Linked DNA regions of Homo sapiens: regions 2, 3 and 4 are each linked to region 1. A link is a contact called in ENCODE Hi-C or POLR2A ChIA-PET data. All regions are on one chromosome and are shown on one strand. Each heading gives the region's core, a stretch centred on a gene start or an enhancer-like site at or near the end of the contact. The rest is flanking DNA. Distances are from core to core; before and after follow the strand shown.

The links. A loop is a pair of places that touch in the nucleus more often than their neighbours do. ChIA-PET counts read pairs that join two places held with the same protein, here RNA polymerase II (POLR2A). Pooled maps may share reads with other maps.
Region 2: a loop to region 1 is called in a map with no recorded cell type, with 14 times the contacts of the local background. The contact joins the promoter of GTSE1-DT here to the promoter of NUP50-DT in region 1. A Hi-C loop is called at or near these places in 2 of 37 single-sample maps with no recorded cell type and 9 of 50 pooled maps. POLR2A ChIA-PET finds 5 or more read pairs at or near these places in 2 of 52 experiments (PC-9 and activated naive CD8-positive, alpha-beta T cell).
Region 3: a pooled map shows a loop between it and region 1 (7-fold over the local background). The contact joins the promoter of TBC1D22A-DT here to the promoter of NUP50-DT in region 1. A Hi-C loop is called at or near these places in 1 of 37 single-sample maps with no recorded cell type and 6 of 50 pooled maps. POLR2A ChIA-PET finds 5 or more read pairs at or near these places in 1 of 52 experiments (activated CD8-positive, alpha-beta memory T cell).
Region 4: a map of CD4-positive, alpha-beta T cell shows a loop between it and region 1 (6-fold over the local background). The contact joins the promoter of EFCAB6-DT here to the promoter of NUP50-DT in region 1. A Hi-C loop is called at or near these places in 3 of 168 maps with a recorded cell type or tissue (CD4-positive, alpha-beta T cell, ascending aorta and vagina), 1 of 37 single-sample maps with no recorded cell type and 10 of 50 pooled maps.

The regions. Positions count from the first base shown.
Region 1 is chr22:45,162,383-45,165,082 of GRCh38, reverse strand. It overlaps NUP50-DT (NUP50 divergent transcript), which reads left to right and starts at 1,302. Exons shown (of 3, transcript NR_038956.1): 1 at 1,302-1,506. It overlaps NUP50 (nucleoporin 50), which reads right to left and starts at 1,158. Exons shown (of 8, transcript NM_007172.4): 1 at 787-1,158. RefSeq lists silencers at 387-566, 597-826, 1,597-1,646 and an enhancer at 707-1,229.
Region 2 is chr22:46,295,221-46,297,920 of GRCh38, reverse strand. It overlaps GTSE1-DT (GTSE1 divergent transcript), which reads left to right and starts at 1,261. Exons shown (of 1, transcript NR_024009.1): 1 at 1,261-2,700. GTSE1 (G2 and S-phase expressed 1) reads right to left here and starts at 1,051. Exons shown (of 12, transcript NM_016426.7): 1 at 990-1,051; 2 at 442-541. The coding sequence starts at 520. RefSeq lists an enhancer at 534-643 and a silencer at 794-993.
Region 3 is chr22:46,761,278-46,763,977 of GRCh38, reverse strand. TBC1D22A-DT (TBC1D22A divergent transcript) reads left to right here and starts at 1,450. Exons shown (of 1, transcript NR_186691.1): 1 at 1,450-2,067. TBC1D22A (TBC1 domain family member 22A) reads right to left here and starts at 1,328. Exons shown (of 13, transcript NM_014346.5): 1 at 1,130-1,328. The coding sequence starts at 1,191. RefSeq lists a silencer at 621-680 and enhancers at 801-880, 1,581-1,710, 1,447-2,281.
Region 4 is chr22:43,811,149-43,813,848 of GRCh38, reverse strand. It overlaps EFCAB6-DT (EFCAB6 divergent transcript), which reads right to left and starts at 1,427. Exons shown (of 2, transcript NR_186822.1): 1 at 865-1,427. EFCAB6 (EF-hand calcium binding domain 6) reads left to right here and starts at 1,544. Exons shown (of 32, transcript NM_022785.4): 1 at 1,544-1,681. RefSeq lists enhancers at 137-938, 1,180-1,449 and a silencer at 1,781-2,022.

The DNA of each region.
Region 1 (2,700 bases), core at 53-2,552:
TCTGCCCTTGGAAAGCTCAACTTGTCAACATCACCTTAAAACGAAAACACAGATTTGGCTACACTTAATAGTGAAGTGCCTTGTTGGAGGAAAACAACAAGGGGGCCAAGTAAGGAGACAGAAATACCTAATCTCCAAGCTGGTTCTTAATGGAACCGAGCAAATGGGTGATGAATAACCCGGGAACGCAGTAAGACAGGCCAGAGAGGTAATGCGCCCAAGAGAAGAGAGACGAGGGGCGGCCAGGGGGAGAGGAAGCTCGAGAGGAATCGCTAGGAAGGAAACGGAGAAGACCACGCCAGGACAGCCCTGCCAGCCCCCTACCTCCGGCGGGGCCGCAGGGGAGAGTCTCACTCGAGTCGGACGCCGCAGCCCGGTGGGGCCCGGGCCCCGCTTCAAAAACAGCCGGGGCTGCGTCGCCGCTGTCATCCCACCCCACCCTCCACCCGTCGCTCCCCCACCGCGCGCCCCGCCCGGCCCGTGCGCCCGACCCAGGCTCCCTCCCTAGAGTCCCGACCTCTAGCCCTGTACCCCACTTCCCAGGGTCCCGTCCTCCAGCCCCTTAAGCCCCTCCCCAGGGTCTGGTCCCCCGGCCCCGCACCCCTCCCCAGGGGCCCGTCCCCCGGCGCTGAACCCGCACCTCCCTCCCCAGGGTCCAGTCCCCAGCCCTGCACTCGCACTCCCCTCCCAGGCCCGAGCCCGCTCCCGCCCTCCCGGCCCTGGGCTCTCAGCACCAGGCTCCCGCCCTCAGCCTCTTCTCCTCCCGCGCCCGCCGCCGCTCCTCACCTCCTCGGCGGCCGCCGCTGCACTCGCTGGGTCTTGGTTGCGGCGAAACCCGGGGCGCAGCGGCGCAGGGGTCTGGAGCCCGCAGGGGTCGCCGGGCTGAGCGCGCTCGGCCGCTTCCGGTGCTGCGCTGCGGAACTCAGAGGACTTAGTGCTCGGCAAGCCCAGAGACTCAAACACCATATCCCTGGGGGGGCTCCTCACGCTGTGTTCGGCAGGGAGGCGAGAGCGCCGGTTCAGCCAGAGACAGCTGGGGGAACCGCGCCGAACACGCTCCGGGCGGCCATTTTGTAACTCGAATCTACCCCCAAAACCAATTCGAAAAAAAGGGAGGAAAGAAACGCCCGCGTTCAGCTACTGCGCAAGCGCGCCGGCGCTTCCGGCAGTAGCACCTCCTTCCGCCGGCCGGGCCCCTTACGCGGCGCATGCGCCCAGCTCCCTGGAAACCGGCGCGGGGCTGAGAATGCCGGTCTCGCGCAAGCGCGCACGCGCCGACCTTGATCTCGTAGCCGGCGCCAGCAGCCGCGCTTTGGGGCGTCGGCTCACGTGGGGCCGGCAACGCGTCTTCCAGGATGTTCGCGCGCTAGTCGCCGCTGAGGGGCCGGCGATGCGCGAGGAGTTCCGGCGAGGAAGGTCGGTCAGTGGACATGGCCGAGGCCCGCGGTGTCCGCGTGTGGGAGCTGCAGGGCTGAGGAGAGGCCGCCCGCAACCCTCGGGAATCGTGTGAGGTGCCACTGGGGTCGCTTCACATCAGGAGGCCCCGTCTCGGGGGACGCGCGCAGGTGACCCTGCTGGTCGTACCTGGCCGGGGTGGCCCGGAGGGGCTGGGTCTCGGCGCCAGGAGGGGCCGTGTGGGCCGCCTGTTAAAGGACCCCTCGTTCGCTGACATTTGATTTTGCATTGGGTGCCTTCTCTTCTGTTTTTTTCAGCCAGTGAGATCCGTCCTGGGCACTCAGCTGTAGAGCAGGGGAACGAGTCCTGCGCTTTTTGCGCTGAGGTCTCCTGGCCCGTAGGCCAGGCAGCCTCTGAGCTCCTTTCTCACCAGCAGCTTGCGATCCCTCATCCCTGGCCCTGTCACTCCCAGCTGTTTCCAGTGCCGCCCTTTTTTTTTTTTTTTTTTTGAGATGGAGAGTTTAACTTGTTCGCCCAGGCTGGAGTGAAGTGGCACGATCTTGGCCTACTGCAACCTCTGCCTCCCGGATTCAAGCGATTCTCCTGCCTCAGCCTCCCGAGTAGTTGGGATTACAGTCGTGCGCCACCACGCCCGGCTAATGTTTATATTTTTAGTAGAGACGGGTTTTCACCATATTGGTCAGGCTGGTCTCGAACTCGTGACCTCAGGTGATTCCCTCCCCCCGCCCCACCACCTCAGCCTCCCAAAGTGCTGGGATTACAGGCCTGAGCCACCGTTCCCGGCCTCGAGCGCCTTCTTATAAACTGGATGGTGGTTTTTGTTTTCACCTTCAAAGTCGAATCTCCCTAGTCCGTTTATTACCAGAAAGAGGTCTCCACTCAGACCCAGCGAGAGGCTTCTTGGATGTCGCGTAGGAAAGAATTCGGGGCGAGTCCACGGACTAAAGTGAAAGCAAGTGTATTAGAGAAGTGAGAAAGCAAAAGAATGGCAGAGCAGGGCATTCCTGAAAGCGGGAGGAGGAAGGCGCCCGCCTTAGGTACAGTGCTTGTTCAAATCTAAGGTAACACAGCCAAAGAAATCTTGGGGGACATGGGCTCTACCACGAGGGCCCACGACCAAGGTTTCATGCGCGTCCGTGTGAAGAGACCACCAAACAGGATTTGTGTGAGCAACATGGCTGTTTATTTCACCTGGGTGCAGGCGGGCTGAGTCCAAAAAGACAGTCAGCGAAGGGAGATAGGGGTGGGGCCGTTTTATAGGATTTGGGAAGGTAATGGAAAATT
Region 2 (2,700 bases), core at 12-2,511, 1.1 Mb before region 1:
TCATTCTGTGAAGCTGTACCCTCACCTTGATACCCAAACCAGTCAAAGACACAAGAAGAAAGGGGTTTGGGGCCAGGCTTACTCATTAACATGGTCTCAAAGATCCTAAATAAGTCTTAGCAAACAGAAACCAGCGACAAACAAAAAAGAAAACATCGAATTCAATACAATAAATATTTGAGAGCCCACAAAGTGTTAGGTGCTGTTCAGGGCATGGGAGCACTGCGGTAAATAAAACGGATGAGAATCCTGGCTGTGATGAAACTTAAAATGGGGAGGAGGTGAAAGAAAACCAGAAAACGAAGGCAGATGTCATGTGTTTCACAGGTGCAGAGTACAAGTCGAGCACTTGAGAAAGAATTTCTCAGGGAAACATTAAATCACCCTCCATCTCTACTGAACATCCTGAACAACAACAGCGCCGCAGCAGCAAGGACTTGCCTTCCTTCTTAGGGTCATCCATGTTCACGTCCCCTGCCCGGCAGGCTGAAGGCTCATCGCGGCCGCCGCCTCCTTCCATGGAGAGAGCTGTCAGAAGTCACTGCAGGGTGGAACGGGGCCAGAAAGTGAGTACGTGTCAGGGCCCAGGGCTCCGGCTTCCTTCAGCCCTCGGCTCACAGAGGCAGAGAGAGCTGAAGGCCGCGGCCAGGTCTGGGAGAGGCGGCGCGGGGGCCGCTCTGAAATGATCGCATCCCAGGGGACCCCAGGGCCCGAGTGCCGCCAGGCCGGGAGTCAGCCCGAACGCCATCAGACGAGATAACGGAATTCTCGGCTTCTGGGCCAGAGTGTTGGGGGCTCTGTTTGCCTGGGGGGCAGCCCTAGACCTCCCGGCATCCCCGACCACGGCGCGAGGGGCCTCAGTGACCCCTGCTCGAGCCCAGGCCCGGCTCCTGGCGGGGCGCGGCCCCTCCCCGTCCCGAAAACGGCGGGCACCGCGCCGCACCGGGCCCACCGGGCAAGCCTCGCCCCCGACCCTGACCCCACCTTACCCAAAGCGGCAGACGATGCAGGACGCGCCTCCGGCACGGATTTAAACGCGGCGCCGGGAGACGCGGGTTGCCGATTGGTCGGTTTGAAAAGGGCTCCGAGAGGCGGCGGGCTGGGTGCGTCCTGGGTATTGTAGTCAGGACGCTGGTAAGAAGCGTCCAGTGCGCATGCGCACTGCTTCAGCGCAGCGAATGGCTCCGCACAGCGCCAGGGATCACCCACCCGGAAGTCTGCCCGGCCTGGCCGCCAAGTGTCACTAGGTATCCGCGTCAAGCCGGAACCATGTATAGCAGCTCCTTGTGTGTAGGGAGAAAGTTAAAACTGCCATCTAAGGGTGTCGATGGGAAGACTAAAAGTAGGCTCACCCACCTGCTGTGAAGCAGCGCGCGCGAGCTGTTACTAACAGTAGTGAAAAGCCGGGATCCCTGCCCCCGAGGCACGCACTGGGGCGCCGGCTGACCCAGAGACCTGAGGGAGACTCATTGCCGGAGCTGCACAGCCTGTGGGGCTGGAGGGGAACCGTCGCCCTTGGCGGGCTTCCCCAACCGCCAAGGCCTGAGGACCGCCGAGGGCGTGGCGGGAGCCTGTCCTCGGTTTTACAGGCCGGCTGGGGAGCTGCGTTGGAGGAGAGAGCCAGGGGCTGGGGCCCGGTGATGGAGCCTGCCTTGGGGAGTGCATGTGTTGGAGAGAGGTGGGAAGCAGATAGGATAACCCTGACCTGAGCCATGGAGACGCAAGGACAGGACTGGTAGACGGGTCAGTGGGCAGCAACTTAAGACTGACCTCGCTTGAGCCTTTGCCTGCGAACGAGGTATAATACCCACCTCGGGGGCTTGAGGATCAAATGAGGGGCTCCACCCACGGCAAAGTGTCACTAAGCGGGATGGAGGAGGATGCAGGAAGAGGAGTCTGGGAGGACCCGCTCTGAAAAGGATGGAACTCGAGAGCACCATTTTCAGGGACGAAGATAAGCTGTTTATTTGGGGCAGGCTGTGGGGAGAGCTGTGCAGCAAACAGCCACCCGGGGCCCAGGGCAGAGGCCTTCCAGGCTGGCTCGGGCACTTCTGGGTCCCATGTCCCTGGTTTTGCATCATCCATACCAATCACTCCATGTTGCTATGTTCCTTCACCAGAAGACTGGGGGCTCAAAAAGGGCAGGGCAGCCCTCACTCACCAGTCTCCCCAGCCTCACCCAGCTCAGCACAGGGCACCAGGCAGGGGCTGAGAGTGCTGGGGTAGGTGGGTGTGGTCAAACAGCTTGGAAAGAGTTTGGCCTGCTCATTGCATTCCCCTCAGCTCATCCTGGGGATGTCTGCTCATGGGAGAATGGCAGAGGGATCCCCAACAGTCATTCCTGATACTCCTCTCCCTGTATCATGTCAGCACATAGTAGGTGTGGCCTATGTATGGCAGATTCATTTCTGCCCCCAATAGGATTTGCTGTAGTTTGGATGTGTGTCCCCTCAAAATCTCATGTTGAAATGTGATCCCAATGTTGGAAGTGGGGCCTGGTGGGAAGTAATTGGGTCGTGAGGGCAGATCCCTTATGAATGGTTCAGCACCATCCCCTTGGTGATGAGTTCTTGCTTAGTTCACACAAGATCTGGTTATTTAAGAGTCTAAGACCTCCCCTTCTCTCTTACTCCTGCTCTCACTATGTGATATACTGGCTCCCCATCACCTTATGTCATGATCTTAAGCTTCCTGAGGTTG
Region 3 (2,700 bases), core at 201-2,700, 1.6 Mb before region 1:
GGATTACAGGCATGTGCCACCATGCCCAGCTAATTTTGTATTTTTAGTAGAGACTAGGTTTCTCCATGTTGGTGAGGCTGGTCTCAAACTCCTGACCTCAGGTGATCTGTCCACCTCGACCTCCCAAAGTGCTGGGATTACAGGCGTGAGCCGCCACACCTGGCCAAAAGTAAACTTTTCTAACTGGATGCAGTAAATTCCAAAGTTTATCATTCAAACACTCAAACAATAATATTTATTATGAAACAGGAGTACAAACCATTTTACTGTGTTTATGAATGATTCTACTCAGACTTATCTTCGTAACACAATTCATAATTTTCAGCATTCCAGACTTCAGCTTTGGAACAGAACTATGTTCTGAAATCTTGACGTTTGCTTATCTCTGATCTGTTTTCACCAGTGGCTGATTTTATCCTAGGTACCCTCCACGTAATGTCTCATTCCCTAGGGCCCTGGCATAGCTCAGCGCCACAGCAATCAGACAAGGACTCTGGAGCTCTGGAGCTGTATAGCATCTAGGGTGTACCCAGGTCATTCCAGCCGAAGAAAAAAAAAAAAAAAAAAAAAAAAAAAAAAAAAACTTCCTGCTAACACAACATAGGAGGTGGTTTTGACACCAGCAAGCAGAAACATGGAAACTCACAGGGAAACTCTAGTCCTCTTCTATGCTCAAGGCAAGAGCCGCAGCCCTCAAGAGACCACAGGCAAATCAAGTGGGTCAAAAACACCACACCCCCTGCAGAAACTGATCCACCCAGCAGACGGGGGGCCTCAGCCCGGCCAGCTTCCGGACTCCACCAAACTTCACAGCATGACCCGAATCAGTTCCTTCCAGCCTCCCCAAGGAGCCCAGGAGTTTCTCGGAAAGAAGCCTGCCAGTGTCAGGAAAAACGCCAATAGCTCCTCCTCGTCCTTGCAAGCCTCGATCCTACGTGCAGCCACTGTCACCCCCAGACCCCACGCTCCGACCTCCGAGCCCCCCAACGCCCGTCACACCATCCAGCAGTCTCCTCAGAGTCCAAGTTGCCCTCTCCAGACCCCCGACTCCACCCGCAGCCCAGGAGGCCAACGCGGCCACCTGACCTCTGACCCCTGACCCCGACCTGGCCCTCCGCGGCACACCCACCTGCCCGGGAGCTTGCTGTTGCTGCGCTTCCAGAATTGCTTCCTGGCCCCGTCGCTGGCCATGGCCCCTCCTCATCCCTCAGACCCGCGGCCCAGACACCCCGAGTGCACCCGGCCCTCCCCTAGCGGCCCTTTCCTGTGCCCCGGGTGGCCCCTCACTGCTCCCGGGACTCCAGAGCCTAGAGCCGAGAAGCTCTTCCGCCTCCTTCCGGAAGTTGTGCCTACGCGCGCCCGGAAGTCCCGCCTAAGTCCCTGGTGGCGAGTGACGCAGCACTCCGAGCGCCCGTCGTTATTAAAGGGCGACGCCGCGCAACGCACGTTACACGCATCGCGGAGGGAGCGGAGGTGGTTGGGTTTCTGAGTTTGAGTCTGTCGCTCCTGGCTCTCCCGACACAACAGCGGCGCCCACCTGCCCGCAACGGACTCCCAGGAGCCTCGAGCTCCTCATTTCCAAAGCTGAACTGCCCCGTGTCTGATTCCGATTTCTCTTGAGCGCGTTTCGGAGCCGGCCCAGAACAGAGGGAAGCCAGACACACCATACCCGGCCCAACAGTGGCAGGGCGGCTGCGGGTGCTGGTCAAGCTGGGTCACCCGGCACTGAGTGACGATCAGCAAATACTCAGTGGACGAAATATTTGCAGTGCAGTGAGGTGAGGGGCATAACCGCGGAGCGTATTCGAAGAGATGAGAGAGACTGGGGATTAGGCCAGGCTTGAAGGGAAGAATGGTTTGAGCACCGAGGACAAGAATTAATTCCCCAGGCCTGGGTTCCAGCCTTGTGCGGCTATCACGTGCTTGAAACCTGGCTAGTCCGGAGTGAGATGCGCTTTACGTGTAAAATACAGGATTCCAAAGACGTCGTATAAAATAATTTGTATATTGTTTGCATGTTAGGTAACATTTTTAATGTATTGGATTAAATAAAATGCATTAAAATTATTTTTACATTCCTTTTACTCTTTTTAAAATTATTTTTACCTTTTTTATTCTTTTTTTCCGGGGGGGACTGGGGGTGGGTGTCTTGCTATGTTGCCCAGGCTAGTCTCGAACTCCTGCCCTCTAGTGATCCTCCTGCCTCACCCTCCCCAGTAGTTGGAACTGCAGGTGCACACGTTATGACTAGATCTTTTTACTGTGTGTGTGTGTGTGTGTGTGTGTGTGTGCAGAAAATCACTAAAAAAACCGTGTCTGGTTTGCATTACATTTCTGTGCTTCTTAGACCAAAGATTGAATGCTCAGGGACTGTCATTTCAGACTGGAGCTTTAGTGTATTTGGAGCTCCTGCCAGTTCTCTTTTAAAACAAAAATCTAAGACATATTTTCTGATTAAGAATTTCCCTGGAGGCTGAGGCAGGAGAATAGCGTGAACCCGTGAGGCAGAGCTTGCAGTGAGCCCAGATCGTGCCACTGCACTCCAGGCTGGGCGACAGAGCGAAACTCCGTCTCAAAAATAATAACAATTTCCCATGCCTCTTCATTTACTGGTAAGTAACATTGACTTAGTACTTACTATGTGCAAGGCGTCCTACTCTCCTAGAATCCTCTCCTAGTAGGGCTCAGAAGGCCCCAGGG
Region 4 (2,700 bases), core at 178-2,677, 1.4 Mb after region 1:
TTTTCTATTTTTGCAGATCTCTTTAACATCTGGCTTAGTACAAGACCGCTGGATCTCTTACCTTCTTTTGCATTCAATTTGTTGCAATATCACACATCATGTAGCTTCTGGAAAATCCCCCCATATACTTATGAGAGAAAAACAATGAAAAAGCAAGTAAAGTCTTAAGTGTTATGAAAGTATTTTTTGGCCCCATGGACAGTCTGAAAGGGTCTCAGGATCCCCAGGGATTCCCAGACCACACTTAGAGCACTGCCTATAATAAAGAAGGCAAATGGGGAGGGATCCAGGACACAGTTAGAGGGACTGGCCTCTGTAAGAGACCCTCTTTTGGGGCAAGAGGAAAAGAGGCGATGAATGCCAAAGTGATTGTGAAGGAGTGCATTCCATTCTTATGCATTACATTTTCTCAATGGGATAAGACCCATGGTCATTGAGTCCGGTGAGGAAGTAGTGAGTGCGGGAGGTCTGAGACAAGCCATGGGAAAGAATTCTCTTGGTGAACAGGAAAACTAGCTGCCCAGTGAAGTAGTCAGAGTGCCCAGCAGGGACCGCATAGTATCCATCTTTGCAGCACACACCAGGGCACCTAATTGACCTGCCGCAGCCATGTGTGCAAGGAATTCCAAGCTGCACACGTCTGCCTGGCTGCTTCTCTCCCACAGTGAGCAGTGTGGCAGGGTGCCTAAGAGCAAGCTCCATAGGTTCTCATTCTGCTCCTACCCCTGACTGGCAGTGTGTCCTTGAACAAAATGCTCTGTGTGCCTCAGTTACCTATCTGTAAAATGGGAGTAACCACAGCACCCACCTCACAGGGTTGTTGTGAAGACAAATGAAGATGACAATTACATGTAAAGTACATACCTAGGATGGGTGAGTGCCTGGCAAGGGAAGTGCTCCATAGGGTCAGCGACAACAATTACATTCACTCACGTGATTTATGGCGCTTCCACTCGGCCCTCTGTCTTAGTAATAATTCACTCATTTAGCGAATATCAATGGAATGGATGCTTACTGTGGGTATGGGCGGAGGCTGAGGTTACAGCCTGGGCAAAGCAGGCCAGCTCCCGTCCTCACCGGCTGTCTCCTCGAGCAGACAAGCGGACCCAGTGAGACCCGCTACGTGGTGGCACAATGCGAGTCCCCATGACTGCTCACCCTAACGAAGGCGCAGGATGCGGTAGGGGCTTTGCGGACCTCACTGCAGCCAATCCTGACCACAGGCCCCAGTGGGCACGCTTAGCCTTTTACAGATGCAGAGTCTGCTTCTCAGAGCAGGGGGCTGACTTCCCCCGGCTACACGGCCCTATGCAGTTCGGTGGGACCGGGCCGACCGCCCAGCTCGCGCTAAAGCCCACGTAACAGAAACCCGCTCCCATGACACGGGTCGCCAGGGTTCCCGCTCCCCAGAGAACGGGACTTCCGGCGGAAATTTCTTCCGGGAGCGGAGGCGCGGGACTGACCTGGCCCCGCCCCCTCCTCGTTTATCTCCAATTGACCAATCACAGCTCAGCTTCTTGCCAGGCGCGTAGGCTCATTCTCCAGTCAGCGACTGCCGTCGTCTCTCGGGCAACAGCGTCCTAGAGACGCCGAATGGGCAGCCCCTCTGAGACCCCGCGGCTTGGGGTCCGCGCACGCGGGTGCCGGCCCAGCTAGGCGGAGAATCGAGGAGGGGTTCCCGGTAAGGCTGTATTCGGGGTGGCCACGCGCGTGCGACAGGCCGAGGAGGGGCCGGGCGGGCGGGCAGCTCCGTGGGTCTCACTGCCCTGAGAAGGCCGGCGCTGCTGCCCACCCCCAGGGACGAAGGGGTGGTGATTCGTTTATTCAGGTGTTCATGGCGCGTCTGCTTGTGCCAGGCATGTTGTAGGCCCTGGGGCCCTGTGGGGAACAGTAGGGCCCCTGTTCCCGTAGCTTACCTGATATGTGGAGAAGAACGATAAACAACGCTGACGGTGGTGACGTCTTCTTCCCTGCCTCTCTGTGAGAATCAGCTGGGAAATGTGTGTGGAAACGCCCTAAATCTCTCCAGTTTACAACATGTCTCATGCCCCTGATTTCATTTGTGCCCACAGCAGTCTTGTGAATGTCATGATTGACTCCCTCCTGTAGACAGACGAGGACTTGAAACCTGTGGGGTGAAGGGGCTTTTCCAAAGTCACACAACTATCTTAGGAAGTTTCTGAGCCAGAATTCAAACTCATTTCTGTATCACGGCAAAATCTCTGCTCTTTTACACTCTTCTCCCACAGCCTGCACATAATTACCCCTGCCTCCCTCAGAAATTTTGTTTGGAAGCACTTTGTGAGGTATACATCTGTATAGGGCTTACTTGAAGGTTGTCCAAATCACCCCTCTCTCTACTCCCTTCCTTTCTCTCCAAATCTTTGCCTTTCAGGATGTCTTGCCCCTGTTAAGAGGACTCTTCTTTTCTTTTCTTTTTTCTTTTCTTTTCTTTTCTCCCTCCCCTCCCCTCCCTTCCCTTCCCCTTTCTTCCCTTCCTCCCCTCCTCTCTCCTCCCCTCCCCTTCCCCTCCGCTCCCCTCCCCTTCCCTCCCCTCGCCTCTCCTTTTCTTTCCTGATGGAGTCTTCCTCTGTCACCCAGGCTGGAGTGCAGCGATCCCAGCTCACTGCAACCTCCACCTCCCGGGTTCAAGCGATTCTCGTGCCTCGGTGTCCCAAGTAGCTGGGATTACAGGCGCCT